2 separate regions of the Homo sapiens genome follow, and region 1 is linked to region 2. Evidence: chromatin loops called from intact Hi-C (ENCODE). Cell type or tissue: dorsolateral prefrontal cortex. All regions are shown on one strand.

Region 1 (2,500 bases), 160 kb after region 2:
AAGACACAAACCAGTTTCAGAGATGTTAAAGTGGCGAGGGTGGGGGAGGCACAAGGAATCTACAGTCCATAAAATATGGCACTTACATATGTACACAGAGTTTTAGTTGGGTATTGGTCATAATCATATTAAAATGTAAAGAAAATTATATTAAGTAAATAACTATTTCTGGCAAATATTATACAGATTTTTTAAATCCTAGAAACCTATAATTGGAAAAGATAGGCGATCATGTAGTCAATACACCTGAGGAAATGTACCATGAGATCATCTAGAGCAGAGTTGTCTAACCTTTTGGCTTCCCTGGGCCATGTTGGAAGAATTGTCTTGAGCCACACATAAAGTATGCTAACACTAAGGATAGCCCATGAGCTAAAAAAATTGCAGAAAAAAAAAATCTCATAATGTTTTAAGAAAGGTGGCGAATTTGTTTGAGGCTGCATTCAAAGCCATCCTAGGCCTCTTGCAGGGCCGCAGGTTGGACAAACTTGATCTAGAGTATGTAAAACTTAGCAATTGGTTGCCTTTTTTTATTGAAGTATCTTCAACTTTACAAAAGAAATTATAATATTCCTTTAAATAGCCATCTTCAGAGTATCTCCTGGTAAACTTTATATACCCCTTTTCAAGATCACTTAATGTATGGAAGAGAATAATTTGGGATTTAGATGAGTAGTTTAGTATTCCAAACAAGGTGCACACTGAGACACAGTGTGTATGTAAGAGCTATAATCGTCAAATGTCATGGTAAGTGCCATATGGAATTTTAAAAAGAATCATCGTTCCCTGCCTTCTAAGAATTACCACATTCTACCTTTGGGCATTCCTCCCCACCCCCCGCTCACCCCAAATCTAAAGTACAATTCAAGGTTAACTGGAGCTCTGTGTGGTGAAAAGGTGGCTTAATGAAACTGACCATGAACCTTATACTGTGGACAGCACTGAGGTATGCCTTGGCCAAATACTTGGCCTTAGTTATCAACCTTGGTGCTGGAATTCAAACTGGGTCATTGTCGAGAGAGGCCAAATTGAGTTGCTAGTGAGATATGGCTGGGTGGCTAGATGGGCTCCTTGCAGGAGGCTGTCTCAGGAAGTGGGCACAGCAGTGAATCAGCCAACAGGTGGCCTCATGGAGGTTTGAAGTCCACAATGGGCACCCAGCCTGAAGTGTGGGTTCAAGTGCAGGTTTGGAAATAACACTGTGGGATTTGGACATTGGGTGTGGACCGGATCACAGTGCACAGCACAAATCTTGCTTATTATTGAACCTTCCCTGCAAAATCAGATTCACAGCAAAATGGGACCTGCTTGGCCCATAGGTGGGGCTAGAGGAAGCCTGCAGATAGGATGAAATGTCAGTAGCTGTGCAGTCTGAAAAGAGTACAAGGATGAGGAGCTAGATTAATCTTTGAGATTTTGTGTTTTAGATGATTGCATCACAAACGTTTCCTGCTTTGGGCACAATTGCTGCTAATGGTGAGAACTTACCTTTGTAGACTGTTTTTAACTAAAGTGCTTTCACAAAACATATAATCTTGCCTTCACAATAAACCTGAGGGAGAAGCTGGGTCTAATTACCCCATTTGGCAGATGTGGAAAATGAGGCTCACAAATACTGACCTTAAGGTCACTTGTTGTTAGCTCTTGCTTTTTTAGCTATGCTATGCTTCCAGCGCTTGACTCCATATTTATTTCCAAATTTAGAAAGCATATATAGTCTGTTTTCCAGCAGCTTCTGCTGACTTTGGGGACTGCCAACATTTTGTTGCTTATCTTTTTACCTCCCAAATCAAAAGCATAATTTTTGCTCAGTATTGAAGGGACAAATAAGCAAAAACAAAACACTATTCCCTCATAACTTACCAGATTAAACTACTCTCCTCTGTTAGGTTATGTTAATCATTTTTGGAAGTGATAGGTATTTCTTCAGTCTACCTTACCTTGTTTAAACCTCTGTTAACCTCACTGCTGTTGCTTTTTAGCGGCCTTGTAGTAAACCATGTACAAGTCCAGACAAGGAGTCCAGAGTTAGAGCAAGTTAAACAAGAGTTGCCAGCATTATTAGTTGTTGACATAGAAGTTGGTGTTAACCGTGAATAGCTGGTTTCTAACTTTATTTTACCTGGAGAGCCTCTTCTGTTTTTGAGCAGCGTCCTCACTGCAGTTCCTTCCTTCCATCTCATTCCACAAGTATCCTTTCAGCATTCTTGCCTGTAGTGTGCCCCTACAGGGGTGCAGACTACATATGTTCATGGTTTTCATCTTTGTAAACTTTAAAAGAAAGCTCTTCTTTTAAAGTAGATTAGAAATATGACAATTGAGCATTCTGTAAGTGTGTGAGGTAATTACTGTGAGTGAATATTAGAGTGAATGAAGCAAACAACATGACAAGCCAGGAGATCCGCCTCGTAGTCCAGGTGTTGCCCCACTTCTTTACTGTGGAATTTTCACAAACCCCTTATACTTCTGACACCAGTTGCCATACCTGTGAAAAAAGAGT
Region 2 (2,500 bases):
ATCCTTATTGTGTAATGCGAACAAAAAACAGGAAGAATTCAGAAGAAAAACCAGGAGCTAGAAAACACTTTTTCCACACACCTGCACTCTTAGTCACACACTCAGGCTATGTCAGTGGCATGACAGAAACTGGAAAAAAAAATGGAATGGCTCCAATAACATTCGACAAGACAAACCTACAGCCAAGCAGGCACAACACTGCTGTGCCTTCTACTCATGCTGATTCTCATCAAATGGAAAATGCGACTTCATCCAGGAGGAACCTTTTGACTCTTCCCACCCAGGGCTTTTCTTTCCTGTTGCACCATTAAGCTGCCTTTCTCTAAGCAGCGCACTGCAGGTGTGGACAGAATATAACAAAACTCTTCATAATCTTTAATTTAAGATTGACAATTTTTTGTCCCTCAGCTTGATTGACTTTGTGAAATACTGGAAAGCCTGAGATTCAGGCAAGGAGGCAAAAGCAAGAATACATTTTTACCAATTCACATTGTTTGTAAATAAGTTATTAGAACTGTACCCTTTTTTCAACCTAGCATGGTTGATCTGCAGTCATCTTTTTGAGCAGCGATTTGAAAACAGGACCAGTATTTAAGACCTCCCTTTTAGGACAGACAATAATAGTAACAATCATAATGTGCCAGTGAGAATGCTTTTATGATTCTCTCTCTTTGGCATTGTTAGTAGAGATACCTCAAACAGACCAGTGCCAACAGCAGCTTCTGGGAGCGTGCTGGGAATGCAGACTCTTGGGCCTCACCCCAGACTTACTGAGTCAAAATCTCCAGGGATAGACGGTTTAACAACCTCTCCAGTGATTTGTATGCACACTAACATTTTGAAACCACTTGAGAGCATCCAAAAATAATGTTGAACAATCACAGTTCAAACCGAAAAGAAAAGACAGTTTTATTCCTCTGTTTATTGGTCTCTCCTCTGGGAGGAATTTTGCTATAAACCCTCACCCTAGTGGCAACAGTTAGGTGTGGAAACTCTTAAGTGTATCACGGAGCAGAGGTCAGGGCTTCATATAAACAGCCTGGTCCCTAACTGCTTCCCTTCTGCAGTCAACCCCAGGAATGGACTTTTTGTTCAGTGTCTCCTTTCATCCTCTTTGAAGAGATGCAAATTTGAACAGACAGTGTCGCTGTTGGGAACTGTTTTGTCCCTGCCATCAATTGTATGTTCCTCTCTGTGATTATCTGGTGAGACAGTGCAAAAATAGGGACAAAACTAACAGGAAAAAATACAAGGAAACAGGAAACTCTAGCGTACAGGAGTTGGCCAGCATAATTTATTTTTTTCTTATGCATGGTCATGCTATGTGGTTTTGTAAACTTCCTTTTTAAAATCATGGTTGATTGAACATTTAAGAAAAGTTTTGACTGGACACGGTGGCTCACGCCTGTAATCCCAGCACTTTGGGATGCCAAGGCAGGTGGATCACCTGAGGTCAGGAGTTCGAGACCAGCCTGACCAACATGGAGAAATCCTGACTCTACTAAAAATACAAAATTAGCCGGGTGTGGTGGCGCATGCCTGTAATCCCAGCTACTCAGGAGGCTGAGGCAGGAGAATTGCTTGAACCTGGGAGGCGCCATTGCACTCCAGTCTGGGCAACAAGAGCGAAACTCTGTCTCAAAACAAAATAAAATTTTAAAAATAAAGAAAAGAAAAGTTTTGATAGCAAGCATATACCAAACTATGAAAAATATGCAAAAAGTCTAAATGATGCCTTTGGAATCTTCATTTACAGTAGTTTTACTATTATACTAAGGACTGACACTTTTATTAATCCAACTTTTGACAAATGCCGATTACTTACTATGTGTAAGGAAGGTTTCAGAGTAACAATTTCCTCTAATCAAAATTTATCTCATCTATTTCCCATTTCTTTAGAACTCTGGATTATGATAATATATTAAATTATTCTATAATAGTAATTGTGTATCAATGATGCCTTTGTCACTTTGGATCGCTTAGAACAGAATACCATAAACTGGGTGGCTTAAGCAACAAACATTGATTTCTCACAGTTTTGGAGGCTGGGAAGTCCAAGTTCAAGGTGCCAGCAGATTCAGTGTCTGGTGTGGGCCCACTTCCTAGTGTGTAGATGACAGCTTCTCATTATGTCCTCACATGGTCGAGAGAAAAATCACTTTTCTCTTGTCTTGTTTTATAAGAGCACTAATCCCATTCATAAGGGTTCCACCCTCATGACCCAATTATTTCCCAAAGGCTCCACCTCCTAATACCATCCCATTTGGAGCTAGCATTTCAACATATGAATTTTGGGGGGAACACAAATATTCAGTTTATAACAGATGCTTATATCCCAAATATTTTTCTCCCTTTCTCCTGTGTCAGTGTGTCTATTGCCACAATAATGCTATATAACTAACAGCCATAAAACTTCAGTGGCATAATACAATAGCATTTATTACTCATCTATCAGGAGCCTGCTAGAGATCTGCCAGGTGGCTCTATGTCTTTTGGTAGG

What was found. Hi-C counts contacts between places; a loop is a spot of excess contacts. Peaks named below come from ENCODE experiments on the same cell type or tissue, not always from the same donor. Only the 100,000 strongest peaks of a DNase experiment are listed, where the experiment ranks them.
Region 1: a loop joins it to region 2, with 3 times the contacts of the local background. A loop is called at or near these places in 2 of 110 quality-filtered maps.

What each region holds. Positions count from the first base shown.
Region 1 is chr20:11,911,192-11,913,691 of GRCh38, forward strand. It overlaps BTBD3-AS1 (BTBD3 antisense RNA 1), which reads right to left. Exons shown (of 3, transcript NR_186407.1): 2 at 2,123-2,485. It also overlaps a transcript of BTBD3 not described here. Among named protein-coding and RNA genes, the nearest start is that of BTBD3, 5.5 kb to the right of the region's middle. In dorsolateral prefrontal cortex, a CTCF peak has its summit at 1,316; no DNase peak of the experiment used is centred here; H3K27ac peaks cover 1,089 bases.
Region 2 is chr20:11,754,461-11,756,960 of GRCh38, forward strand. No RefSeq gene overlaps it. Among named protein-coding and RNA genes, the nearest start is that of LINC00687, 120 kb to the right of the region's middle. In dorsolateral prefrontal cortex, CTCF peaks have their summits at 1,151 and 1,356; no DNase peak of the experiment used is centred here.